Regions from separate parts of the Homo sapiens genome. Here regions 1, 2 and 3 are each linked to region 4. A link is an interaction called in ENCODE POLR2A ChIA-PET data of the cell type or tissue named here. Cell type or tissue: PC-9. All regions are shown on one strand. Each heading gives the region's core, and the rest is flanking DNA. Links, peaks and the distances in the headings are about the cores only. Region 1 overlaps LOC124901161 (a long non-coding RNA gene). Region 2 overlaps LPCAT1 (lysophosphatidylcholine acyltransferase 1). Region 3 overlaps TRIP13 (thyroid hormone receptor interactor 13). Region 4 overlaps CLPTM1L (CLPTM1 like).

Evidence for each region. Peaks named below come from ENCODE experiments on the same cell type or tissue, not always from the same donor. Only the 100,000 strongest peaks of a DNase experiment are listed, where the experiment ranks them.
Region 1: POLR2A ChIA-PET joins it to region 4 with 18 read pairs; 4 of 35 experiments call an interaction of 5 or more read pairs at or near these places.
Region 2: POLR2A ChIA-PET joins it to region 4 with 15 read pairs; 2 of 35 experiments call an interaction of 5 or more read pairs at or near these places.
Region 3: POLR2A ChIA-PET joins it to region 4 with 16 read pairs; 2 of 35 experiments call an interaction of 5 or more read pairs at or near these places.

What each region holds. Positions count from the first base shown.
Region 1 is chr5:1,538,102-1,546,482 of GRCh38, reverse strand. LOC124901161 (a long non-coding RNA gene) reads left to right here. Exons shown (of 4, transcript XR_007059099.1): 3 at 2,267-2,390; 4 at 4,186-4,377. Among named protein-coding and RNA genes, the nearest start is that of LPCAT1, 18 kb to the right of the region's middle. In PC-9, for the core only: a CTCF peak has its summit at 6,092 (motif pointing right); a DNase peak (open chromatin) is centred at 3,532.
Region 2 is chr5:1,513,325-1,518,324 of GRCh38, reverse strand. All of the region lies in intron 1 of LPCAT1 (lysophosphatidylcholine acyltransferase 1), which reads left to right. Among named protein-coding and RNA genes, the nearest start is that of MIR6075, 5.0 kb to the right of the region's middle. RefSeq lists enhancers at 740-1,300, 1,860-2,419, 2,420-2,979, 2,980-3,540, 3,541-4,099 and 1 more. In PC-9, for the core only: no CTCF peak of the experiment used is centred there; DNase peaks (open chromatin) are centred at 1,304, 1,984 and 3,374; H3K4me3 peaks cover 786 bases; H3K27ac peaks cover 2,716 bases.
Region 3 is chr5:901,975-906,974 of GRCh38, reverse strand. TRIP13 (thyroid hormone receptor interactor 13) reads right to left here. Exons shown (of 13, transcript NM_004237.4): 6 at 2,755-2,827. Among named protein-coding and RNA genes, the nearest start is that of TRIP13, 12 kb to the right of the region's middle. RefSeq lists a silencer at 3,587-3,881. In PC-9, for the core only: CTCF peaks have their summits at 3,491 and 3,702 (motif pointing right); no DNase peak of the experiment used is centred there.
Region 4 is chr5:1,323,882-1,332,262 of GRCh38, reverse strand. CLPTM1L (CLPTM1 like) reads left to right here. Exons shown (of 17, transcript NM_030782.5): 8 at 380-464; 9 at 1,880-1,983; 10 at 6,447-6,512; 11 at 7,450-7,500. Among named protein-coding and RNA genes, the nearest start is that of CLPTM1L, 17 kb to the left of the region's middle. RefSeq lists a cis regulatory region at 1,538 and enhancers at 1,466-1,610, 3,501-4,113, 4,114-4,728, 6,581-7,081. In PC-9, for the core only: no CTCF peak of the experiment used is centred there; DNase peaks (open chromatin) are centred at 3,957, 4,622, 4,889, 5,175 and 1 weaker place; H3K4me3 peaks cover 779 bases; H3K27ac peaks cover 3,636 bases.

The DNA of each region.
Region 1 (8,381 bases), core at 1,558-6,557, 210 kb before region 4:
CGCCCATATAAACGTCTGTCTAAAAGAGCAACTTAGCCAGAGCAAAATCGTCTGCTAAATCAAAGGCGACTGGCACAACTAAATGGTGTAGAAGCAAATATTTCATTTTCAGCTTAAAGAATATCACTGCAAAAAATATGTTCATTCTGGGTTATCAATGCGTTTTCTAAATGAAGATGACTCTGAAAACATACTGATAAAGTTAAATACATGCCGTTTCAATCCCAACTGACACAAACACTCCAAGGAGTCAAGGACTGCAAACCAATTATGTTTGCAAAATCCTGGCTCAAATGTCCTCCCTCAAACACAAATGTTAATGTCTTACTCAGTATACTAAGAAATATGTCCTCTCTGTTGAGTCTTTAAAATCAAGTGGCTTATGAAATAAACCTCCCATCCAATAAGAGCTCTTGGCCTCATCAACTCATATTGAAAATATGCACAAGGGTTCTGTTCTGACAATCATCTCACTGTCGAAGGGTCAAATCAGGTGATTCTCAGCGTCTGTTACCAGAGACCAGGTGCTTCCACTCAAGATGACTTCCCGGTTTGCTCAAGCAAGAACCACTTAATGAGCAAATGAGCAAACCCTCTGGGCTGCTCCAGCTTAGGTGAGAGTGCACATGTGGGGTGACATAGCTGTGTGCAGAGGAACAGGTGTGCGTGCAGGTGTGAGTGCAGGTGCAGGTGTGTGTATAGATGCAGGTGTGTGTAGGTATGTGTGCAGGTGTGTGCAGAGGTACAGGTGTGCGTGCAGGTGTGAGTGCAGGTGTGGGTGTGTGTACACAGGGGAAAGTGTATAGATGCAGGTGTGTGTGTAGGTATGTGTGCAGGTGTGTGCAGAGGTACAGATGTGCATGCAGGTGGTGTGCAGAGGTACAGGTGTGCATGCAGGTGTGAGTGCAGGTGCAGGTGTGTGTACACACGGGAAAGTGTGTATAGATGCAGGTGTGTGTAGGTATGTGTGCAGGTGTGTGCACAGGTACAGGTGTGTGTGCAGGTGTGAGTGCACAGGGGCAAGTATGTATATAGCTCTAGGTGTGTGTGCACAGGGACGTGTATGTATAGGTGCAGGTGTGTGCAGGTGTGTGCAGAAGTTTGTGTGCAGATGTGTGTGCAAGTGCAGTTGTGTGCTCACTGGGGCAAATTTGTATATAGGTGCAGGTGCATGTAGGTGCATGTGCAGGTGTGTGTGCCAATGCAGGTGTGTGTTCACAGGGCCAAGCATGTGTAGAGGTTCACATGTGTGTGCAGGTGTGTTTGGAGGTGTGTGTGCAGATGCAGGTATGTGCACACAGGGACAAGTGTGTGTATAGGTGCCCGTGTGTGCAGGTGTGTGTGCAGGTGCAGGTGTGTGTTCACAGGGCCAAGTGTGTGTAGAGGTGCAGGTGTGTTTGGAGGTGTGTGTGCAGGTGCAGGTATGTGCACACAGGGACAAGTGTGTGTATAGGTGCAGGTGTGTGCGCAGGTGCAGGTGTGTGTTCACAGGCCAAGTGTGTAGAGGTGCAGGTGTGTTTGGAGGTGTGTGTGCAGGTGTAGGTATGTGCACACAGGGACAAGTGTGTGTATAGGTGCCCGTGTGTGCAGGTGTGTGTGCAGGTGCAGGCCGCACGCAGGAACACTCATGGTTCCACTGGCAACTCATCCACAGTGGCTGCGCCCGCTTACTTCCAGGCATGAGTGGGGAATGCATCACCATCCAACTGAGTGAGAGGCCCTTCTGAGGAGCCAATGCCTGCTCACAGAGAAGGGGGGAGATAGAAGGGGACAGGGAAGGAGGGAAGGAGGGAGAGGGCACCTTCTCACGCATTCAAGCCTCTTCCACGTGGTCCGACTTGGTACACATCCGGCCTGGCCCTGGCCCTGGGGTCTTACAAGACAGGCCTCGGCCAGAGCTGATGATGGGTTTCCCTCCTCCCTCCCTGCTTTTCTCCTGGCCTCTTCCCCCATCCTTCTCAAATGTCCCCTCCTCGAAGATGTCCTGGGACTCCCAGGCAGGAAGGAGCTGCTTCTCCACAAGAGAAGAGGGGAGATAGAAGGGGACAGGCTTCTCCCTGAAGCCTCTGGGCCCACCTATAGCAATGTGAGTCCCAGGCTGCCGCCAGGGCCAGAGCCCTCTGCACCCTGGTTCCTGCCCTGGCATCTATTTAGGACAGTAAAAGGGCTACTTAGATACTAATGAGAGTGAGGATTTATTAAATGAAATCTTTCTACAATAATTTTTTTAATTCTCCAAATGAGTCTCTTTTCTTTCTTTTCTCAGACAATGAATATTATGCAACCAAAATGTCCTGGGAATTCAGAGCCAAAGGCAGCATTCTTAGGAAATGCCTCCCACTCTCCTGCCATGGCATAGAGCTCTGCTGGGCTCTGGACCTGCAGAGAAGGTGAATAAGGTTCTGGGGGTGTCGGATGCCAAGGGGTGACCTGAGGAGGAGATGGGCTTTGGAGTGTGAGGCAGCACCCACGGTCAGCAGACAGCTAGGCACGGGGGCTCAGTGAGGAGGAAGGGCTGAGGCGAGGGTGGGGAGATGGGGCTGGGAGGGCTGGAGTCTTTGGGCACCCCCGAGAGAGCTACAGCTCAGCAGCGTGCAGGAAGGGAGGGCAAAGGGAAGGGAGGGCAAAGGGCCAGGTCAAAATGTCCAGTAGAAAGTGGGATGAGGAACAAAGTTGAGGTTGAGAGGGAGCAGCAAATAAAAGTACTCAGAGGGATTCGAAAGGGTTTTCTAAATCTACTTCAATATGCAAAGATAGATGTCATGGGCCTTGGTTTTGCTTTTCCAGTCCAAGTGTCTCCAGGAGCCTGCAGGTCCATTAGAATCAGCTGTACCTCCAAGTAGCAGAAATGTCCAAAACAATAATCACCTAAATGAGATAGAACTTCATTCCCCCTCCCATTCACTCCCCCCTCCCATTCACTCCCCCCTCCCATTCATTCCCCCTCCCATTCATTCCCGCCTCCCATTCATTCCCCCATCCCATTCATTTCCCCCCATTCATTCCCTGCTCCCATTCATTCCCCCCTCCCATTCATTCTCCCCTCCCATTCATTCCCCTTCCCATTCATTCCCCCTCCCATTCATTCCCCCTCCCATTCATTCCCCCTCCCATTCATTTCCCCCCCCATTCATTCCCCCCCATTCATTCCCCCCATTCATTCCCCCTCCCATTCATTTCCCCCTCCAATTCATTCCCCCCCATTCATTCCCCCCTCCCATTCACTCCCCACTCCTATTCATTCCCCCACCATTCATTCCTCCCTCCCATTCATAAGGCCAGAGGTAGCCAGTCCAGAACTGAGAGGGCCCTTCCAAAGGTCCAGGACCCAGACTCCTTCTCCCCAGTTGCTGCTGGCCTAATTTCCCTTCCTGAAGTTGTTTTATAGGCCAAGATGGATGCTGGAGCTCTAGCCAACACAGCTACCTTCCAGCCAACAGGAAGTTACTCAAGGGCACTTCCCAGAAGCTCCACAATCTTGGGATCATATCCAATGTGCTGCCAGGAATTAGTCACACGACCACACCTAGGCTGGGAATACAGTCTTCACCCTGGGTAGCCACACATCCAGCTAAAACATGCAGGTTGTATCATTAGGAAGGAGGTGAGGCTGGATGCCAGGAGAGGCCGTCAGACTCTGTGGGGCCTGGCCACTGACTCCTCCCCACAGCAAAGTTCCTCCTTTCGAAACTTGCCCTCCTCTCAACCAAAGGAGGTCTCTGTCTTTGCAACTCTGAGAAAAAAAAAAAATATATATATATATATATTTGAGACAGTCTTGCTCTGCTGCCCAGGCTGGAGTGCAATGGTGAGCTCTCGGCTCACTGCAACCTCTGCCTCCCAGGTTCAAGCGATTCTCCTGCCTCATTCTCCTTGAGTAGCTGGGATTACAGGTGTGTGCCACAATGCCTGGCTGATTTTTCCATTTTTAGTAGAGACGGGGGTTTCACCATGTTGGTCAGGCTGGTCTCGAACTCCTGACCTCGTGATCTGCCCGCCTCGGCCTCCCAAAGTTCTGGGATTACAGGCGTGAGCCACTGCGCCCAGCTGAGAAAAATTTTTTTATGCTGAATTCCTTACAAATGACATAAGCGATCATACAATTAGCCATGCTTATGTTTTAGAAAATATAAAATTATACATGATTTTAAAATAGGAGATACACCTTCCTCTTTCAATCAACAGATGCTGGGGCTTGTGGGAGGCCAGGAAAGGAAGAGGCCCTCGTCACAATGCTCCTGAGACGGTGAGGCAGGGGTTTCCCTTACACTCCCTGTTCCCAAGTATGTGAAGATAATTCCACGCAGCATTTTTCAAAGCCAACTGGAACGAGTTACTGTAAGCAGTCTTTCCATAAAAGATCACTCTTTGAGAATACTTGTTTTCATATTTGTGCTATTTTTGACATTTTAGGAAGCAAAATTACATGCAAACATTTGTTCTGCAAACCCAAAGTGTGAAGAAAGATGCATTCAAATACTAAAAAAAGCTGCGTGCCTCTAGATTTCAAAAATCTTTTTAGTTTTCACAAAGACCCACTGACGAGATCATTATTTCAGCTCATGCTTCCCACAGAGTATCATGTATTTAAAGTCAAAGAAAATGGGACAGACACAGCCGCTGAGGGAGATGCTGTGTTCATTACACAAGTTTTGTTTACATCACTTGGGACCCTGTGAGATGCATCTCCATGGAAGCGGTTTCAGCCTGCCAGCTCTGCTGCCAGAATTACTACCGTGGGCTTTGAAGGTTTATCACAATATAGTAAATGAAGTCAGAATTTCTAATAGGATATAAAAACAATGTTAAGTATCTAAATCCTTATTTGATGTCAAATGTACCGTAGTTGAGAAAAATGGTTTCTTCTGGGAACCAAGTGTTATGAACCAGAGCCTCCTTCTAGAAAGTCACCTGCAGAAATGGACGGTCACAGGGCACACTCCACCTGGGACGCTGGATGAGTGCCCAGAAGAAAGACCCCAAAGACTGGGAATGAGGTCACCACCTTCCTTCACTGGTCCTGGCTATGACCCGGGTCAGTCTCTTGTGCCTCAGTTTCCCTGTCTATAAAATGGTCTAACTCACTCACCGAGATGCCTTGGAAACTACTCTATACCAAGCAATGAAACCTTCTCTAAGATGCAGGCAGGATGCGTGGACTCACAAGAGCTGTGCACACAGCAGGGCCCAGGGCTTGTCTGCCAGACTTTTGGGTCAAGACTCAAAGAAGTGGCTGCAGGAACAGCAGGGGCAAGAGCCCACTGGCCAGAGCACAGCAGCCTGGGGGGCAGGGAGGACCCTCAGGAAGGGCAGGGATGAGGCAGAGGGGTCAGGAATGAGGGGCCACAGTGGCAGCCAGGCCCAGAGGCATCTCCCTGCTGGAGAGGTGGGTGCCACTGGTGGCCCCAGTCAAGGAAGCCCCATCCACCCACTTATGTCCGGAAGGATCCCCTGGCCACAGAGAAGAAAAACCAGGGCACAGCCAGGGCCAGCCAGGAAGCCAGAGATTCCCCAGGCAGGAGGTGCTGGCGTGGCGAGGAGGGAATGGGTCCCAGTCGTCTTTATGTTCCGAGCTTTGACTCTGGGGCTTTGCTGACCCTGGAGCCATCACCTCTCCCAGGCCTGGCCAGCACCTAGAGTCAGGAAGCTGCTTACCTGTGAGCACACCTTCCATATTAGTCTGTTCTCATGTGCTGAGAAAGACAGGCCCGAGCCTGGGTAATTTACACAGGAAAGAGGTTTAATGGTTTAAAGAGGTCCACGTGGCTGAGGAGGCCTCACACACGGTGGAAGGCGAACGAGGAGCAAAATCCTATCTTACATGGCGGCAGGCAAGAGAGTTTGTACAGGCGAACTCCCATTCATAAAACCATCAGATCTCGTGAGACTTATTCACTACCATGAGAACAGTATGGGGGAGGCTGTCCCCATGACTCAGTATCTCCACCTGGCCCCACCCTTGACATGTGGGGATTATTACAATTCAAGGTGGGATTTGGGTGGGGACACAGACAAACCACATCACTTTCCATGTGGAAACCAAACAGGCCAGGGTGCTCTTGCCTCCCGCTCTCCACCTGCCCTGCCCACCCCAGGGCCAGGTATTGGACAGCAGGGGGCAGCTTCTACATGTGCCCTGGAGCCCATGGAACCACAGACTAATCCAGTGAGCCAACCCTAAGCCTGCTTGCCCTGTCCAGCTGAAATGCCTCCTGACGGGTTCTTCCCACATGGCCCCGTGAAGCCCTGTGTGGCCCTGTGTGGCTCTGTGTGGCCCTGTGTGGCCCTGTGTGGCTCTGTGTGGCCCTGTGTGGCTCTGTGTGGCCCTGTGTGACCCTGTGTGGCTCTGTGTGGCCCTGTGTGGCTCTGTGTGACCCCGTGTGGCTCTGTGTGACCCTGTGTGGCCCCGTGTGGCTCTGTGTGGCCCTGTGTGGCCCTGTGTGGCCCTGTGTGACCCTGTGTGGCCCTGTGTGGCCCTGTGTGACCCTGTGTGGCTCTGTGTGACCCTGTGTGGCTCTGTGTGGCCCTGTGTGACCCTGTGTGGCTCTGTGTGGCCCTGTGTGGCCCCGTGTGGCTCTGTGTGGCTCTGTGTGACCCTGTGTGGCCCTGTGTGACCCTGTGTGGCTCTGTGTGACCCTGTGTGGCTCTGTGTGGCCCTGTGTGACCCTGTGTGGCCCTGTGTGGCCCTGTGTGGCTCTGTGTGGCCCTGTGTGGCCCTGTGTGGCTCTGTGTGACCCTGTGTGGCTCTGTGTGGCCTGTGTAACCCTGTGTGGCCCTGTGTGACCCCGTGTGGCCCTGTGTGACCCCATGTGTGACCCTGTGTGACCCTGTGTGGCCCTGTGTGACCCCGTGTGGCCCTGTGTGACCCTGTGTGACCCTGTGTGACCCTGTGTGGCCCCCTATGGCCCTGTGTGGCCCTGTGTAGCTTGTGTGGCCCTGTGTGGCCTGTGTGACTCTGTGACCCCGTGTGACCCTGTGTGACCCCGTGTGACCCCATGTGGCCCTGTGTGGCCTGTGTGGCCATGCGTGGTATGCTGTCCCTCCAGTCCCCCATCTTGGGCACTGTGGGGAAGAAACTCTCTTGTCAGTGGGCATCATCTCCTGACACATTGGCCTTGCCATACCTGAATAATAATAAAACCTACATTTTCAAACAAGGTTGGGCCATGAGGAAATGTAAATGGGAGTGAGGGTGAGAGGCAGAGGCAGGGCAGTCCGAGGGCACCCAGGTCTTGGCTTGAGCAGCCACAGCATGGGCTGCCCTCCCTGGGGTGGTCCCGGGAGCAGGGGATGTAGGCTTGGGAAGGATGATGGGAGTGCAGCCACGGATGCTGTAGATTTGAAATGCCTGTTAGACCCCACTATGTACTGAACTGTGCCCCGCTTACCGCCCCCCTCCCCCACCAATTCCTACGCTGAAATTCTTACCCCTAAGGTGATGCTATTAGAAGGCAGGGACTTTGGGAGGTGATTCGGTGCCTAATCCTTCATGAATAGGATGAGTGTCCTTATAACAGAGACCCAGAGAGCTCCCGCGCCCCTTTCACCACATGAGGACACAGGGAGAAGGCGCCGTATATAAACCAGGATACAGCCTCACCAGACAGCAAATCTACCATGCCTTGAGCTTGGACTTCCAGGCTCTAGAACTGTGAGCAAAAGCGTCTGTTGTTTAAGCCACAAGCCTATGGTGGCTTCTACTTCAGCAGCCTGAGCAGACTAAGACAGACCTCCAAGCGGAAGCATGAAATCACTGCCAGACGTGTGCATCTGAGCTCAGAAGGAGGTCAGACGCGGATGCAGGCGTCACCCATGGGCAAGCAGTGTGTAAGGCACAGGCGTGGTCCAGAGCACACAGGACGAGGGTGTGCAGAGAAGAGAGGGAAGGGGCGTGGAGGGAGCCACATTCAGAGCTGGATGAGGGGGAGCCATCAGCCAAGACAAGGAGGAGAGGCCAGAGCCCAGAGGGAGGGGGAGAGACCGCAGCAGCCTCTCCACCTGAAGTCCGAGGGAGAAAGGCTTTGGCGGCGAGGCCGGCTGTGTGGGCAACATGAGCGCTCAGGTGATGGTGGCGAGGGCCCTGGACCGCCATCAGAACTCCCCAGCGCCACGAGGAGGGAGCCTTAGCTCTGCCCTCCACAGCAAGGAGAAGTAGGTGGCAAAGGGGGCATGGACAGCCAGCAGGGACCACACTTCATCGCTAACATCTGTCATGGATTTTGCCCAAATTGTACGAGATTGGATGGCTGTAGAGTTGGGGAGTGGCCCCACAAAGATGTGTCCAAGTCCTAACTTCTGGTACCTGTGAATGTGACCTTATTTGGAAACAGGGTCTTTGTAGCTGTAATTAGGAGGGGCATCTCGAGATGAGATCATCCTGG
Region 2 (5,000 bases), core at 1-5,000, 190 kb before region 4:
TGCCCGGGACAAGCAACCTGGGGTAAGACATCAGCTCTGTCTTATATTTTTCTCTTTTTTTTCAGCTGTGTTTTTTTTCCGCTTTAAACCACGCATTGCCTTTTCTCTGGAAGGCGTCCAGCCAGTCACCCGGCCCAAGCCCTTCATCCCATGCATGGGGCCACGGTGCATCCCCCACCCTGTGGGACCCAGGGTCAGGAGTGGGTGGGCTCGAGAGAGGCCGCAGGGCCGTGCTCAGAGTGGGGCGAGAACCCTGAGGCGTCCGTCAGCCCTGCGGGTTCACTTCTGCATTAGTCCATGTGAGCCGTCATCAGACTTTGCAAATGCTTCCTCTCTGATGTCCACTTTCTTTAGTAAGAGGAGGCAGGCGGCCCACAGCTGCGTTCAGAATGCATTCCGGATGCGGCTCTCCTGAGCCCTCCGACCTCGTCCCCTTGTCCCCTCGTCCCCCGTGTGGGGAGGCACTGCCAGGGGTGGGGGCTCCTGTCTGGGAACAGCGGCCTTTTCCAAACCTTGATTTTACTCTTGAATTTGACACGTCGCCTCTGTTCCTAGACGAACTGTAGTCTTTAGAAAATGTCAAGCTATGGTCACTACTTGCTTCCATTTTATTTAAATCGTTTCTTCCTAACATTGGCTTTTTTTTTTGCAGTTGAATTATCTATTTCTCGTATAAACATGTTAGGATTTTGTGCCTGAAAAAGTGGCCACTCAGGAGCCCTGCTTCAGGAGCCGGGCACGGGACTCGACTACCACACTTGCTGGGTGTCTGGCCCATGCCCGGTGCCTCCTGTGCCTGCAGGGGCAGAGCGCCCTTGAGTGCTGGGAGGGCCCAGGCAGCGGAGAACGTGGCTCCCTGTCCCACTCCGTCTCACCGCTCTTGTCTGAGAAGGCGCCCTGTGCTGTACTGCTTGGACATGACTGGTTGGGAGTGTCCAAGCTAGGCTTCCACGAGGTCACCTGTCTTGCTAAGCCATGTCCCTGCCTCTGACACAGAGACTGCAGGAGGAGCCCTCCTGACCTTCCTCTTCCTGTTTCCAGGGCCCTCATCCCCACGCGGCCCATGACAAAAGTGCTATGGTTCTCAGGATGGCCAGGAGCCGCGACCGTCCCCTCCAAGTCCTGTGGGCCTCCTGTGGGTGCTGGGGCATGCTTACCATTCCCGGTTACTGTTTCCAGCATTTCCAGTGTAAACCTTTAATCTAGCTGTGAATCATTCTGAAAATGAGCCCAGGAAAAAAGCATGATGCTAGGCTTGTGTTTGGAAATAACATTATTTTCTAATGTGATCACTGTTTGTCCCTGTGAAACCCACGTCATTTTGCAACCCTGGGGGATACTTTTTGCTGTATTAAAACCAATGCATCCCTGGCTTCTCAGCCATGTGCCAGCAGCATGAGCTTAGGTGTGTTAAAGGTGAGGTGCTGTTCTTGAACTTCCAGCACAGTCAGCTCCCAGCTTCCCTCAGTGTGGTCTTTCCTCTGCTGTGACTGGTGGCCCTCTAACCTCATCCCCTGTGCCCTCGTCCCCTGTGTGGGGAGACACTGCTGGGGTGGGGGCTGGTACCTGGGGACAGCAGCCTTTTCCAAACCTTGATTTTACTCTTGAATTTCACACTTCCCTCTTAGAGCCAGAGGAGTGAGTTATTTCCTCTTAAAGATATTTGCCACATACAAGCTTAAAAAAAAAAAAGGAAAGAAAGAAAACAGTTTCTCTCCCAGTTCTAAATGTTTTAAAACCCTTGGGGTAGAACCAAAGCTGGGCCAAGGTACTGGAGGGCAAGGGCCCTGGAGCCAGGGAGGGCTGGTGTCCATGCACAGACAGTGGGGATGCCGCCGGGCTGGGCAGGCGTGGATCAGCATGGAATGCCTGGGCTCCTTAGAGTGGAGTCTGTTTGTTCTCCTAGGCTACCCTGGAGGGGTTAGATCCACCTTTCTGCAGCAGTGAGTCATTGTCTCCATCAGGGAAGAGTCATGGTCACCTGTGTGCCATGTGAATCATCATTGTGACATCCTCCTGGGTCCCATGCATCCATCAAGCTCAGCACATCCCAGGCTAGACCTGTCCTGTCCCTGTGCCAGGCTGTCTGCCCAGTCAGTGGCCCCAGGACCACGTGGCGCCTGTGCCATTGGGGAAGTCTCTGTAAAGAGTGGGCTCTCCTCTCCCTCACCTTAGAGCGATCAGGTCATTTCTGCCTCCCCCACAACTGCCACTGGGCAGTGGCCTCCAGCCCCCAGCAGCCCTCCCTCTGTGTCCACAGCTGCACGTCAGGCTGGTCACCTCTGTACCTCCCTGCACTCAGAGGAGTGGACATACTTGCCAGGGCCCACAGCCCCTGCCCACTCCCATTCTACCCACTGGCTGAGCAGGGGTCAGCCTTGCCTCACAGACGTTACTGGTGGTCCAGGGGCTCCCTGCAGCTGGGGGAAGCAGGATGTCCTGGGTGGAGGGTCTCCCATAGCCAGGGACAGGGCCAGGATGTGCTTGGTGGGCTCCCTGGAGATGGTGGCGCAGACCCAGAATTGTGGGGACAGAGGCACTCCTGCAGCTCGGGGGAGTGGGGGTGAGCCAGGATGTTCCGGGGGGCCCCCTGTATTTGCCCGTAGTGTGGAGCAGGGTGTACAGGGCAGGCCAGGGGCTCCTGCAGCTAAGTGGGTGGGACTTAGGCCAGGATGTTGTGTGTGGGCGGCAGTGGGAGGTGGGGGAGGGTCCCAGTATCTGTAGATAGTGCAGGGCAGGGTATACAGGGCAGGCCAGGGGGTTGGGCCAAGATGTTCTGGGGGGCCCCTGTATCTGCGGGTAGTGTGGGGCAGGGTGTACAGGGCAGGCTGGGGGTGGGACTTGGGCCAGGATGTTCTGGGCTGGCGGGGGAGGTGGGGGACCTTGTATTTGCGGGTAGTGTGGCGCAGGGTGTACAGGGCAGGCTGTGGGCTCCTGCAGCTTTTGAGGGTTTGGGCCAGGATGTGCTGGGGGGCTCCCTGTATCTGCAGCCAGTTCGGAGTAGGAAGGGCCGGGCAGGCTGGGGACTCTTGTAGCAGGATCCCCTGATGCAGGATGTGCTGGGGGGCTCCCTGTATCTGCGGCCAGTTCGGAGTAGGAAGGGCCGGCAGGCTGGGGACTCTTTCTTGTAGCAGGATCCCCTGATGCAGGATGTGCTGGGGGGCTCCCTGTATCTGCGGCCAGTTCGGAGTAGGAAGGGCCAGCAGGCTGGGGACTCTTTCTTGTAGCAGGATCCCCTGATGCAGGATGTGCTGGGGGTGGGGCTCCCACCACAGGGGGCTTGGGAGGTGCTCTCCACCAGGGCCCCACTGGCTTTCTGCAGATGTTTGTTAAACAAATGCAAGCAGCTAGAAATGCCACGGATCCTGAATTTCAGGATTCTTTTTACTCAGACCAGGCGGGAGGTCCGGGGAGATTGGCGTTTCCCTGGGCCACAGCTCCGGAGGGCCTGTCTCAGGGCCTGGGCTGAATGGGAAGCGTGCTGGTATGTGTGAAGGTCCTGTTTTGGCTGGAGGTGGAAGGTGGGGTCCTGGCGGAGCACGCAGGGGGACCTTTTTGTTGGAATGATCCCAGGAGCCTGCTTCTCCTGAGCCCCCCACGATGTATCACTGTCTGCAGCGCCTGCATGGTCCACAGCCCCTGAGGTCCTCGGACACCAACAGAGTGAAATGCTGCTGCAGACCTCGGCCTGGCGGCGTGCCTGGCGGCGTAGGGTGCATTCCCAACCTCGGAATTAAAATGTGCAGAATGTACACCTGGGGGTCAGGGTGTGGGGCGTTTGGTTCACTTGACCACCTGTGGGCCCCGTGTGGACTTTGAGTCCCCCAGTGCGGAGCAGACTCCCAGTGTCCTGGGACACAGCCTGGGGCTCAGGACTGACCTGTCGAAGGAACAGTACTGAAGAAACAGGCTGCCTTTCACCGCGAGCGTTTGGCATGGCTCTGCTCTGTGAAGCTGTGAGGCCCGTGCACCTGCGATGGCCCCTCGTGCTGCTGTGGCTGCAGTGCTGGCATGTGGACCCTGTTTGTTGTTTTTGGATATCGCTCACTGGGCAGATGAGGCTGGGGCCTCCCTGTGCCTGGCCTGTGCCGGGCCCCTTGTGCCCAGCATCTCCTGTGCTTCTCCTCCCCTCGGCCTCGAGGACAAAGCTGGTGCCTCCCAGGAGGGCCCTGGCATCTCCAGCCTCTCCCCAGCCGCTGGTGGTGGGGGTTCTGCTCTCGGGCTGCCCATCTGGCCCCGTTCTCATTGGAGCTTCTCCACGGCTCCTGGGACTCCCACCTCCAGGGCCCGTTTCTGCACGTGGGAGCTTTGCCTTGAAAGCTGCCTTCTGAGGAAATGTAATCGCAGGGTGTCCCGCCCCACGGGTGAGAGCCTGTGGAAATGGAGGAAATGTCATCACAGGGTGTTCCGCCCCACGGGTGAGAGCCTGTGGAAATGGAGGAAATGTAATCACAGGGTGTCCTGCCCCACGGGTGAGAATGTAATCGCAGGGTGTCCCGCCTCACCGGTGAGAGCCTGTGGAAATGGAGGAAATGTAATCACAGGGTGTCCCGCCCCACGGGTGAGAATGTAATCGCAGGGTGTCCCGCCCCACGGGTGAGAGCCTGTGGAAATGGAGGAAATGTAATCGCAGGGTGTCCCGCCCCACGGGTGAGAGCCTGTGGAAATGGAGGAAACATAATCGCAGGGTGTCCTGCCCCACGGGTGAGAGCCTGTGGAAATGGGTCAGGTGTAACCGAGTCCCCGCAGCCTCCAAATAGGAATCTGCAGCTAGTTTCTGCTTTTGAAGCTTAGCCTGTGCCCACAGTGGAACGTGTGCAGCCCAGAAGCTTACACTTCTGAGTTTCTGCTCCCTTCCCTCCTGTATTCTTCTTGCGAGCACCTGCCGTGAGCCAGGCCTTGCAGGAGCTGAGCCCTCGGGGTCACCAGGCAGCAATGGAAGGGCCTCCCAGCCTGCAGCCTGTATTGTGGAATCTCTCCTCTAGAGTGTGGGGCTGCAG
Region 3 (5,000 bases), core at 1-5,000, 420 kb after region 4:
CTAAATAATTATGAAAAAGTCTAACAAGATTCAATCAGTAGTTCTAGACTGTATCAATTGAGTTAAAGAGTAAAAACTCCCATTTTATATCTATTTACAAATTATATTTCTATGTTTAAAAATATTAGCAGTACTAACATAAGACAGAAAACAAAACAAAATAGAAGCATCAAGAGCTTTTGGCAGGAGCTGAGCATTTTCCCCTCCTTCCACAGAACCCTAAACAGCACAGACCCCAGAGCCCAGGAATGCTCAGGTGGCCCAAAGTTAACCTTAACACACACAGACTGACTGGAACCCAGAAACACTCCTCTATCCATTCAGAAGCCCGCAGACAGATCTGGGCGTGCTTAGCTGCTGACTAAATCACCAGAGAACAAGACTGAGGCCAGAGAGAAACTGACTTCCAGGTCCTCTTTTCAGTTGCTTCCATGTCAAAAGTCCACAAAAGAAAAAGAATTACGTTCAAGAAGCATCACTGGCATTCCACGTAAAAAAGAGAGAGACCGTTTACTGATACTGTTTATTAAAACAGTGGAGGGATACAGACAATCTAACAAAATATAGACTGGGTTGAATATTAAACAAAATTAATTATAAAACATTTTGATTCTTTGATAGAGTGAGGAAAAGTCTTGCTAGGACTTCTTTTTGCCATTTCTAAGCCATAAAACCAATGCATATTTCCAGATCTTTGTACTGGAAAAAGCTATATTCCTTACAATAACATTTTCCTTCTCTTGTGTTGCCCTCTCTGCCCCTAGAGATCTTTTTTGGTTACTCTTTGGAGGCAGGGTCTCACTCCCGTCACCCAGGCTCACCACAGCCTGGACCTCCTGGGCTAAGGTGATCCTCCCACCTCAGCCTCAAAAGAAGCTGGGACCACAGGCATGTGCTCCCAGCTAATTTTTTGTATTTTTTTGTAGAGACAGGGTTTCTCCATGTTGGCCAGGCTGGTCTCAAACTCCTGGTTTCAAATGATCCACCTGCCTCAGCCTCCCAAAGCGCTGGGATTACAGGCATTGAGCCGCCATGCTGGCATGCCCCTAGAGATCTTGAAAACACACATGTATTTCAATATGTCAAAGCAAAGGGCAAGTTGCTAAACATAAGCTAAGGGGTCAAAATAAAGCAATTTCCCTATGTAAAAACATTTACAAGACATTTTTGAAGAACAAAAATTATGTATACGAAATTAAACCTCACAGGATTTCCGCTAGTCATACTGGAGTAACAGGAAGCAGATTTACCATCTAATCTTAAATGAGAAAACCTCATTTAAGGCAAAATGGATGAAATGACATCTGGTAAGGTTGCTGTACACAGGGCAGTGAGGGCTGGGACTCCTGAGTCGGAAGACCAGGGACCCTCTCTACAAATGCTCTAACTTTCTTGCCGGGAGGCATCTTCCAACCACAGGCACGGGAGGGAGCCCAAGTGGAGCACAGCCACTCGCTGAGTCGAGGAGACAGAGATTGGAGTTCAGGGAGTCTGAAGTGACTGAAGGCTGCAGAACAGAATTCCAGAGGGGAAGGAAATATGAAGAAATACCTCAGAAGGAGTGCCCAGGATCCTCATGGCGCCCCCGATGTCCTGGATGAATACTCAGGTGTGTGTGAGCAGGGGACATTCCCTGCAGCTATGTAAAGGGCGCCCGTGGTCTGTGAGCTGAAGGGCTCCTGGACCTCACACAGGCTGAGAGGAGTGCATACTCCGACCGCCAGAGTGGAGAGTGCCCACGGATCCTTCAGCACACTCAGTGGAGACCCCAGAGGACCACAATTGAGTGTTAAGACCAAACCTAAACCCCTCCCAGTCAAAGCTTAAAAAAACCAAACCTCAAAGGATCACACCAAATCACAAGTAATGGAAATGCCTAACGGAACAAAATCTAACACTCACTAAAGGAACACACAATCCACACACTTCAGATCACAATGTTCAGCAGCTAATCAAACACTACCTAACATGCTAACAAAGCAAAACCATGTGACCCCTAACCAGAAGAAAAACCAGTCAATAGAAACACAATCAGAAATGACAATCATGATGGAATTAGCAGACAGAACATTAAAACAGCTATTATGGGGTTGTTCAAGACGTGAACGAGAACATAATGAAAAAACAGTATAAAAAGAATCAAATAGAACAGAGCAGAAAAATACACTATCAGACATAACAACTTCACTGAATGGAATTAAAAGCAGATTAGACGATGTAGAAAATCAGTCAACTTAAAATACGGCAATAGAAACTTTCGAATAAAACATATTTCTAAAGAACTGAAAAAAAAAATGAAAAAGCACAGGAGTGGCCTGTGGAACAACATCAAACAGTCTAACATGAAAGCAGACAGAGTCCCAGATAAAGGGGAGGGTCAAGGAAATTCAGTGAGGAAACAATGACCAGGTATTTTCCAAATGTGATGAAAACCATAAGCCCCAAACAGACAGAACTCAAGAGGAAAAGACAAATCCGTAATTAGAGACGAACACTGCATCCAGCAAGGGGAGAAAGTATAGTCTTCTGAAGTGCAATTCACCAGCAGAGATCATGTGCTGGCAATCAAGTAAGTCTCAAATCTTAAAAGACTGAAATCATAACTCAAAACTATGCTGAATACAGAGGAATCAAGTGACTTACAGTGGAGAGGAATCTATTATTTGCGTAAAATGATTTAGAAAAAAAAAAAAACAACCTCCCGTTATAAATCCCATTCCCATGGCTCTCCTCTCACAGATTACCGAAAGTTACCTGCTTGAAAGTCTAATTGTCAATTTCTGGGCTAACGCTTTACACAGGGATGTTTTTCCAGTGCCAGGAGGACCTGTGACAAAGATCCAAGCAAATATATTTTTAAGTCAGTGCTACAACAAATTTCTTAAAACAACAGTAACTTCCATTATCCATAAAATATAAGGAATACAGTTAAAAGCTATTAATGTTATTACTACAATGAAGTCTGCTTAGAAACTTAAATGCTATGAAATATTACCAATACACTTACGTCTCCCCCTCTTTCTTATTTGTACTCAACTTCGTATTTCTGGTCTCAGCCTCCATCGCCTCCCCACCCCCAGCACTGCTCCCAGCTTCTCGGCCTACAGTCTCACTTAGCGTCGGGAATGAACATTGCATTTTCTAGCCTACATCTTTGCTGACACCTGTCCTTGTCCCCACTCTTCCTTTATGAAATCCACTCATCAAGGCACCTTTCAGAGATCAAACACACCTTTCTTGATAAATGGAGGTGGAGGGGTCATGTGTTATTCCTGTTGCCCCCAGAACCACCCTCTTTCCTAAGACAATTCTCAGTGGGCTCATACCCCATACTAGAAGAGGCAGAGGCCAGCACTCTTCTTGCACGCCTGCCTGCCAAGCGTCCCCTAGCATGATGTGGGCGGCAAGCCACCCAGGTGCCGAGGCAAGAGACCGAGGGCACGAGCTGTTCCAGTATAATAAAATAAATAAAATAAGAATAATTATACTAGATATAGATCTTAGATATGATTATATATGAATATTAATCATTAATTTGTAGCAATTACTCTTTATTCCAATATTATAATAATCCTTGCTCTACAATCATAACCTAGGAAAAACCAGGCCATACAGAGATAGGAGCTGAGGGGACATAGTGAGAAGTGACTAGAAGACAAGAGTGCGAGCCTTCTGTTATGCCTGGACAGGGCCACCAGAGGGCTCCTTGGTCTAGCAGTAATGCCAGCGTCTGGGAAGAAGCCCGCTGCCAAGCTGACCGTGGTCTAATGGTAGCGTCAGTGTCAAGGAAAAACACCTGCTACTTAGCAGACCGGGAAAGGGAGTCTCCCTTTCCCCCGGGGAGTTTAGAGAAGACTCTACCCCTCCACCTCTTGTGGAGGGCCTGACATTAGTCAGACCCGCCCGCAGTCATCCAGAGGCCTGTCTCCCTGTGATGCTGTGCTTCAGTGGTCATGCTCCTAGTCCGCCTTCATGTTCCATCCTGTACACCTGGCTCTGCCTTTTAGCTAGCAGTAGCAAATTAGTGAAAGTACTAAAAGTCTCTGATATGCAGAAATAATGGTGTAAGCCGTCTCTCTGTTTCTCTTCTCTCTCTCTGCCTCAGCTGCCAGGCAGGGAAGGGTCCCCTGTCCAGTGGACACGTGACCCACGTGACCTTACCTATCAGTGGAGATGGCTCACACTCCTTACCCTGCCCCTTTGTCTTGTATCCAATATATATCAGCGCAGCCTGGCATTCGGGGCCACTACCGGTCTCCGCGTCTTGGTGGTAGTGGTCCCCCAGGCCCAGCTGTCTTTTATCTCTTTGTCTTGTGTCTTTATTTCTACACTCTCTCGTCTTTGCACATGGGGAGAAAACTCACCAACCCTGTGGGGCTGGACCCTACAAAAGATGCCTCACAGAAGCTGCGAGGTGACCAATATGGAAAAAGGAAAGCATCTAACAGAAAATGGAGACATACAACTCTAATTTTCTGCAGGTATTTTCAAGAATTAAAGAGGAAATACGTAACTGGTTCCAAACAGAAACAACTTATTTCACTAATTAAAACACCTGCTGCTTACTCTGACTGTGCTATGAGGGCAGTATGCGGGGCCTGTCTGCTCTTTAAAAGAACATTGTGTTTTAAGGTCACTTTGTCACGCAATCTTAACTGACTTAAAGAAGCCAAGTACCCTTCAAGCTTCTATTTAACACTTGGCTACAGTTTCATACTCTCGAGTCCACTCAATTCCCGTGTCCCCATTCTACCCGGTGATATTGACAACAAAACAAAACAAAACCAAACAACAAACCATCAGTATTTTCTCCTGAGAAGAACCAGACAGAATTTCTTTAAAATATGGCTTTTTCAGTTTACTCCTCACAAAGTAAAGCTCTGAGTACTACAAGCCTAATTTATAAGTTAAGCTTTATCATAGGAATGTCTGTAGGAAAAAATAGTCTACATAAGGTTTAGTATTATCCACGTTTGGGGCATCTGAGGATGTCTTGGAAT
Region 4 (8,381 bases), core at 1,714-6,713:
CCAGCCCTTGCGTTTTTAGCACAGTTGAGAGATGAGGCTGCCCTGAGTGGGCACAACCCGAGAGCAGGGGTGCCCAGCCAGGCCCATGATCCAGGGGAATCCAGAGCCTCCAATTGCCTGGGGGCCTTTCCAGCAGTTCAAGTCAAAGGTACGTATTATTTCAGAAGTGCCCCTGCAAAGCCCGCCTGGGCACTCTAGGTTCTGACATGGCAGGCCAGGCGCGTAGAGGCATGGGTCCCGAGTGTAGACACTTATCCTGATGCATCCTGAGGCTGAGTACACCTGCAGTCTCACGGTCACACACGAAGCCTCTATCTCTGTCTCACAGGAGATGGAAACAGCAGGAGATGTGAGTTGCTGTCGTGTGTGTTCTCTCTAGCTTCTCTTTGATTTCCTGGCCTTTAAAAATGACATCAGTTTCTGGAAGAAGAAGAAGAGCATGATCGGCATGTCCACCAAGGCAGGTAGGCCCCCCGAGCGTGGCCCTGCTCAGATACTCTGCCCCAGGGAGCTCACTGGAGCCTGCGGTAGAGGGCTGCCTGCCTCACTGCTGGCTGCAGACACAGCCCCGGGTGTGTGCTTGGCTCTTGAGAAGCCTCTGAGACCAGGCACCGTAAAGCCCAGGGAGCCGTTGCGGCAATTGTGGTGGGACCATCAGAGGCTGCACGGCTCAGGGCCTCCAGCGGCTGCACAGCTCAGGGCCTGGCTGCGGACTCTGGCGTGCATGGGGTCTGGGTCTGGGCTGTGGAGAGTGAGATGCATGGACCTCTCGAGCCTTCCCGGCTGCTCATGGGCGCTGAGCAGGGCTGGGGCCTCACATCCCCTGTCTTGGTTCCCTCGCCCCGTCCTCCCGCCGGTGTTCCTTCCCCGACCAGCGCAGGCCTGGGCGTGTGGGGCCTGCCAGGTGATGGCAGTTAATAGGCCCGTGGTGCTGTGCCCAGCAGTGACAGGCAGTGTGCAGCTGTTAGGTAGGGCAGTCAGGGACCCCTGAGGCCAGGCAGCCCAGGCAGGAGGCCTGCCAAGATCTGGGACCAGTGTTCCTGGCCAAGGGTGCCTGCCGTGGTTTAAGGGGCCCAAGTGAGTGAGGGGTCCTCCTGACCTTGCAGGGGTGGAGGTTGTCACAGTGGGGTGGGGAGCGGCGGTCTGGACAGGGGCGAGTGGTTGATGGGTGTGAGGACGAGGAGTGGGTGTGTCCTGTTGGTTAGGAGTGAGGAGCATTTGGCTCCAGTATCAGACCCGAACAAGTTGTTTTTCTCGCATGGAAAAGACGCCCAAGCAGGTGGCCCTGGCTGCCTGGGGGCCGTGCCGTGTTCTGCGTTGTTGTCTCCTAACCCTAATGCCTTTCCTGGCGTCCTGGGTTGGAGTGGCCAGCAGACAGTGGCTGTGGCCTTGACCACTGTTTGTCCTGTGGCTCCATGGATCTGCTTCCCCTGCTTGCCCTCAGGGCTTGCAGGAGGAGGAAGACGTGTTGAATAAGCTGGAGTGGTTCTTAAGGTACAGCTGGGGAGGAAACAAATCCAGACTTGAAAAGCCACGCACTTATCACAGAACTGGCATAAGACACGCCCGGAAGCAAAGCTGTGCTGGCCCCGTCATCCGACCTCTGCCCACGTTCCATGCTCATTTGCAAGTGTGGCTCAGACACGTGTTTGTGGAGCTGGTGTGGGGCCAGCTGTTCAGTTCAGCAGCCTTCCAAACACTTTCCTAGCTGCTGAATGCTTCATTGTTCTTTTTAAACGGGGTGACGTGGACTGGGGAGTACCTGAAGCTTCTTGGGCGTGGTGGGTTGGGATGGGGGACTGGGGGTATGTGTGTGACTTGGGGAACACAGGTGGGGTCTGCCCTGCACCCCCTCCCAGCCCGACCATCCTGTCCCCAGTGCTCTGGCGCTGCTTCAGCACCGTGGTCATCTTTCTGTTCCTGCTGGACGAGCAGACGAGCCTGCTGGTGCTGGTCCCGGCGGGTGTTGGAGCCGCCATTGAGGTGAGTTCCGGGCAGTGACCTGAACTGTCTGAGGTCCATGTGCCTCCACGCACTCAGGAAAGGCTTTCAGCCCCGGGACCTGAGACCTTCTGTGGAAGCCTGTGTGCTTGTTCCCGATGGCCTCAGTGTTCTGGAAGCTGTAGGATGGCAGGCAGTGGGTGTAAAGGCTTTGAACAAGTGGAGAGCAAGGAAATGCGTGTTCGGGTGGTATCAGCTCATGAGGCTCTGTCCACCAAGCAGTGGTGAGTCCTGAGGCCCTGTCCACCAAGCAGATAGTCCTGAGGCTCTGTCCACCAAGCAGTGGTGAGTCCTGAGGCCCTGTCCACCAAGCAGAGAGTCCTGAGGCCCTGTCCACCAAGCAGAGAGTCCTGAGGCTCTGTCCACCAAGCAGAGAGTCCTGAGGCTCTGTCCACCAAGCAGAGAGTCCTGAGGCCCTGTCCACCAAGCAGAGAGTCCTGAGGCCCTGTCCACCAAGCAGAGAGTCCTGAGGCTCTGTCCACCAGGCAGAGAGTCCTGAGGCCCTGTCCACCAGGCAGAGAGTCCTGAGGCTCTGTCCACCAAGCAGAGAGTCCTGAGGCCCTGTCCACCAGGCAGAGAGTCCTGAGGCCCTGTCCACCAGGCAGAGAGTCCTGAGGCCCTGTCCACCAGGCAGAGAGTCCTGAGGCCCTGTCCACCAGGCAGAGAGTCCTGAGGCCCTGTCCACCAAGCAGAGAGTCCTGAGGCCCTGTCCACCAAGCAGAGAGTCCTGAGGCTCTGTCCACCAAGCAGAGAGTCCTGAGGCTCTGTCCACCAAGCAGAGAGTCCTGAGGCCCTGTCCACCAAGCAGTGGTGAGTCCTGAGGCCCTGTCCACCAAGCAGAGGCCTGAGGCCCTGTCCACCAAACAGAGTGTTTTCATGTGCTTGAGAAATCCCACCATGTGCAAAGCAGAGGTGTAAACCGTGGGGCCTTGAGAGGCTCGTGCTGTGGCTGGAGATCTGAGCACAGCGGCCAGGTAGGCACTGACGGAAATCACTCGGTGCCCTGTGGTCCAGCCTTGGTTGTTCCGGAGCTCAGAAAAGCCGGCCAAAAGGGAGCCTCGTGGGGCAAGACCAGCTCAGGAGCAAACCCTTGAGGGGGGCGATGGCCTTCAGGGTGAGAGGGCCCAGGCTTAAGCCTAGCTCCTCACTGAGCTCTGTGCCACACCGGCAGGAGCCGGAGTCTGAGGTCTCTGCAGTTGGTGGCCCACCTGTGGGTGGGGGCCTCTGCGGCCGTCATGCCTGTAGAGGAGGAGCTGGATGCAATGTCTCTGTAGAGGAGGAGCTGTATGAAATGTGTCTGTAGAGGAGGAGCTGGATGGAATGTCCCTGTAGAGGAGGAGCTGGATGAAATGTGTCTGTAGAGGAGGAGCTGGATGGAATGTGTCTGTAGAGGAGGAGCTGGATGAAATGTGTCTGTAGAGGAGGAGCTGGATGCAATGTGTCTGTAGAGCAGGAGCTGGATGAAATGTGTCTGTAGAGGAGGATCTGGATGGAGTGTCCCTGTAGAGGAGGAGCTGGATGAAATGTGTCTGTAGAGGAGGAGCTGGATGGAATGTGTCTATAGAGGAGGAGCTGGATGAAATGTGTCTGTAGACAAGGAGCTGGAAGAAAACTGTCTGTAGAGGAGGAGCTGGATGAAGTGTGTCTGTAGAGGAGGAGCTGGATGAAATCTGTCTGTAGAGGAGGAGCTGGATGAAATGTGTCCGTAGAGGAGGAGCTGGATGAAATGTGTCTGCAGAGGAGGAGCTGGATGAAATGTGTCTGTAGAGGAGGAGCTGGATGGAATGTGTCTGCAGAGGAGGAGCTGGATGAAATGTGTCTGTAGAGGAGGAGCTGGATGGAATGTGTCTGTAGAGGAGGAGCTGGAAGAAATGTCCCTGTAGAGGAGGAGCTGGATGAAATGTGTCCGTAGAGGAGGAGCTGGATGAAATGTGTCCGTAGAGGAGTAGCTGGATGAAATGTATCCTGTAGAGGAGGAGCTGGATGGAATGTATCCTGTAGAGGAGGAGCTGGATGGAATGTGTCTGCAGAGGAGGAGCTGGATGAAATGTGTCTGTAGAGGAGGAGCTGGATGGAATGTGTCTGTAGAGGAGGAGCTGGATGGAATGTGTCTGTAGAGGAGGAGCTGGATGGAATGTGTCTGTAGAGGAGGAGCTGGATGGAATGTGTCTGTAGAGGAGGAGCTGGATGGAATGTGTCTGTAGAGGAGGAGCTGGATGGAATGTGTCTGTAGAGGAGGAGCTGGATGGAATGTGTCCGTAGAGGAGGAGCTGGATGGAATGTGTCTGTAGAGGAGGAGCTGGATGGAATGTGTCTGTCGAGGAGGAGCTGGATGGAATGTGTCTGTAGAGGAGGAGCTGGATGGAATGTCCCTGTAGAGGAGGAGCTGGATGAAATGTGTCTGTAGAGGAGGAGCTGGATGGAATGTGTCTGTAGAGGAGGAGCTGGATGGAATGTGTCTGTAGAGGAGGAGCTGGGTGGAATGTCCCTGTAGAGGAGGAGCTGGGTGGAATGTCCCTGTAGAGGAGGAGCTGGATGAAATGTCCCTGTAGAGGAGGAGCAGGATGAAATGTGTCTGTAGAGGAGGAGCTGGATGAAATGTGTCTGTAGAGGAGGAGCTGGGTGGAATGTGTCTGTAGAGGAGGAGCTGGATGAAATGTGTCTGTAGAGGAGGAGCTGGATGGAATGTCCCTGTAGAGCAGGAGCTGGATGGAATGTCCCTGTAGAGGAGGAGCTGGATGGAATGTCCCTGTAGAGGAGGAGCTGGATGAAATGTCCCTGTAGAGGAGGAGCTGGATGGAATGTCCCTGTAGAGGAGGAGCTGGATGAAATATGTCTGTAGAGGAGGAGCTGGATGGAATGTGCCTGTAGAGGAGGAGCTGGATGGAATGTGCCTGTAGAGGAGGAGCTGGATGGAATGTGTCTGTAGAGGAGGAGCTGGATGGAATGTGTCTGTAGAGGAGGAGCTGGATGAAATGTCCCTGTAGAGGAGGAGCTGGATGGAATGTGTCTGTCGAGGAGGAGCTGGATGAAATGTGTCTGTAGAGGAGGAGCTGGATGGAATGTGTCTGTAGAGGAGGAGCTGGATGGAATGTGCCTGTAGAGGAGGAGCTGGATGAAATGTGTCTGTAGAGGAGGAGCTGGATGGAATGTGTCTGTCGAGGAGGAGCTGGGTGGAATGTCCCTGTCGAGGAGGAGCTGGGTGGAATGTCCCTGTAGAGGAGGAGCTGGGTGGAATGTCCCTGTAGAGGAGGAGCTGGATGAAATGTCCCTGTGGAGGAGGAGCTGGATGGAATGTGTCCGTAGAGGAGGAGCTGGATGAAATGTGTCCGTAGAGGAGGAGCTGGATGAAATGTGTCCGTAGAGGAGGAGCTGGATGAAATGTGTCTGTCGAGGAGGAGCTGGATGAAATGTGTCTGTCGAGGAGGAGCTGGATGAAATGTCCCTGTAGGGGAGGAGCTGGATGAAATGTCCCTGTAGAGGAGGAGCTGGATGGATTGTCCCTGTAGAGGAGGAGCTGGATGAAATGTCCCCGTAGAGGAGGAGCTGGATGGAATGTCCCCGTAGAGGAGGAGCTGGATGGAATGTCCCCGTAGAGGAGGAGCTGGATGAAATGTGTCTGTAGAGGAGGAGCTGGATGAAATGTGTCTGTAGAGGAGGAGCTGGATGAAATGTGTCTGTAGAGGAGGAGCTGGATGGAATGTGTCTAGAGGAGGAGCTGGATGAAATGTGTCGGTAGAGGAGGAGCTGGATGGAATGTCCCTGTAGAGGAGGAGCTGGATGAAATGTGTCTGTGGAGGAGGAGCTGGATGAAATGAAATGTGTCTGTCGAGGAGGAGCTGGATGAAATGTGTCTGTAGAGGAGGAGCTGGATGAAATGTGTCTGTAGAGGAGGAGCTGCATGGAATGTGTCTGTAGAGGAGGAGCTGGATGGAATGTCCCTGTAGAGGAGGAGCTGGATGAAATGACGCTGGAGCTCCACAGGCAGGGTCCCTCCATAGGTACGAGTCACAGTGCCGTGCCCGGCTCTGGCACCCGTCCTGAGCTCCGTGGGTGATGCCTTCCAAGCATTTAGCCATGAGGTGGCGGCTCTCAGAGCGGTCCCAAAACTGGCTCCAGGGCTGCCCGAGTGGCAGGCAGAAGTAGGTGGGGGCTTATTTGGGTGCAGGCAGAGTGGCGTAAAGAACTGCCCTCACATGCTGTTTTTGTTGTCCGCTGGGCGGTGGCTGTGCAGCCCACCTGACCAGGTACGCCTGCCGTGTGTGGGTTAGAGGCCCAGGTCCAGCCTCCAGCGCTCTGGCCTGAGCTGTGGGAGGGACAGGAAGAGGACAGTGGGCTGCGCGGGGCCATGGGCAGCAGGTCCTACCCGTTACTGTCTGGGTCGTTCATTCGTGGCTCCTGGCCTTCGAATATTAAAGGAACTATTTCCTGATTTCTCCCCTCAGCTGTGGAAAGTGAAGAAGGCATTGAAGATGACTATTTTTTGGAGAGGCCTGATGCCCGAATTTCAGGTAGGATTTAGTTGTAATGGCTGAACCCCAAGCCTCTCTGAAGAGTGTGATTTTGCCCCCTGTGCAAAGAGTAAGATGGCCATCTGCAGATGAGTCACTGCGGGCCTCTGTCAGGGGAGCCTCCGTGGTGGAGGCAGCACTGGTTTCTGATCGCAGCCACTCTCTTCGCCTGAGGATTCCCCGGTCATATACCTAGTTCTGACCGTCTTCAGTGCAGACGGCAGCACTTCTGGGCCTGAGCCGGCCTCTGGGAGGAAGGATGCTGGCTGGCCAGCACGTGTGCTTCGTTTTGGCACCTTGTCCAGAGGCGCTCCCGAGGCTGGTGCTGACTGGGGTCCGTACAGTCCTGGCAGTCCTGAAGTGAGTGAGCCCCTGCCCTGAGCTGGTGGCTGCCCCAGTGCCTGGGCGCCCATAAGGCCCCTAGGCAGATGAGGGCTGGGGCAGAGCTGGAGTTGAATCTCAGTGCCCACGGATGGACCTTGATTGAGGCGGGGCCCTCAGCAGTCACAGGCTGAGATTTTCCATGCTGTGGGCAGGGGGGTCAGGAAGCCCAGCACACGCAGCGCAGCCACTGTGTTCCACCTTGCCCCATGGCTCCCGGCCGGCTGGTTCGGAGCAGTGTTGGCTGTGCCTGTGTGCTCTGCAGTGTTCTCACTGAAGCGGTGGCACTGAAAACTGAGCCACCTGAGCAAGGAACAGCAGTGAGGCCGCGTTGCCCCCATCAGGCTTGTGGGACCCAGGGCCAGGGTGAGGCGGGAAGGATCCATGCGGATCCCCGTCCTCTGGGTCCTCTCCTCGCCTGGTAGGGACCTGAGCGCCCTCTGTAGTGAGGCCTGGGTCAGCTCTGCAGCCATATGTGACGCCCCTTAGTCACAGCTCAGCTGTGCTCAGATCCTCCCTGAGTCTATTAATATCACTGTGTTGAATTTCACAACAGTTTGGCACTTACAGCGAATCTGAGAGGAAAACCGAGGAGTACGATACTCAGGTAAGTCACTTGTGATTCAGGGCACGTGCATGCCAGGCAAATCCAACACCCTCAAAGACGGGTCTTTTACTGTCATTGCTCAGTGCGGAAGTCTCCTTGGAGTACGGGTCAGCCCGCCTTGAGCAGGGATCCCAAGAGTGAACACATAAAACCCAAATTTCTTACTGGGAAGGGCGGGGGCTCGCAGAGACTCATTTCCCAGTCCTTACAGGCACAGCCTGCCTGTGTCACCGTATAGTAGGGATATTTTCATCGTTTGTAAGTCACATTCGCCAGGCAGCTGACGCAGGCCATGGTGTCTGCTGTGGTTGCTGGGAACGCACTTGCCGTCACCAAGGCCATAATGGCCGCGGCCGCACAGTGGCCTGGAGGAATGGCCCCAGCAGCACAGGGCGTCACCTTTCCCCATTGCTGTTGGGGGAGCTGGAATTCTCAGTTCCAGTTAATAGAACATTTCTGCACAGATGATTTTAGTTTGGTTTAATCTTCACCAGCTTATATCCAACTTGCATGGCGTTGTAAAGCTGAAATCAGAATGGATACAGCTGGCGATGTAACTACATTACTTAGTAGGCAGTTTTTTCCGGTTTCTTTCCATTATGTTTATTGATCTGTTGTGGGTTGGTTGGTTTTGACCAACCAGAATTGATCTATTATTGTTAACTAGCGCCTGTAGTTACACCCGGGCTCTGGCGTGTGCGGTGCCTCCTGGGGCTGTGGCGAGTGTGCGATGCCCTGCCTGTGCCCCTCACGCCGCCCCCTGCAGAGCAGCCCTGCCACCCTGAGCGCTGTAGCTCGTTCTGTCTGTCCCTGTCGGGGTGAGCTCCATGCAGTGTGTTTACAGAGGCTTGGCGTTTGGGCCTCTAACTGGAAGCCATCTT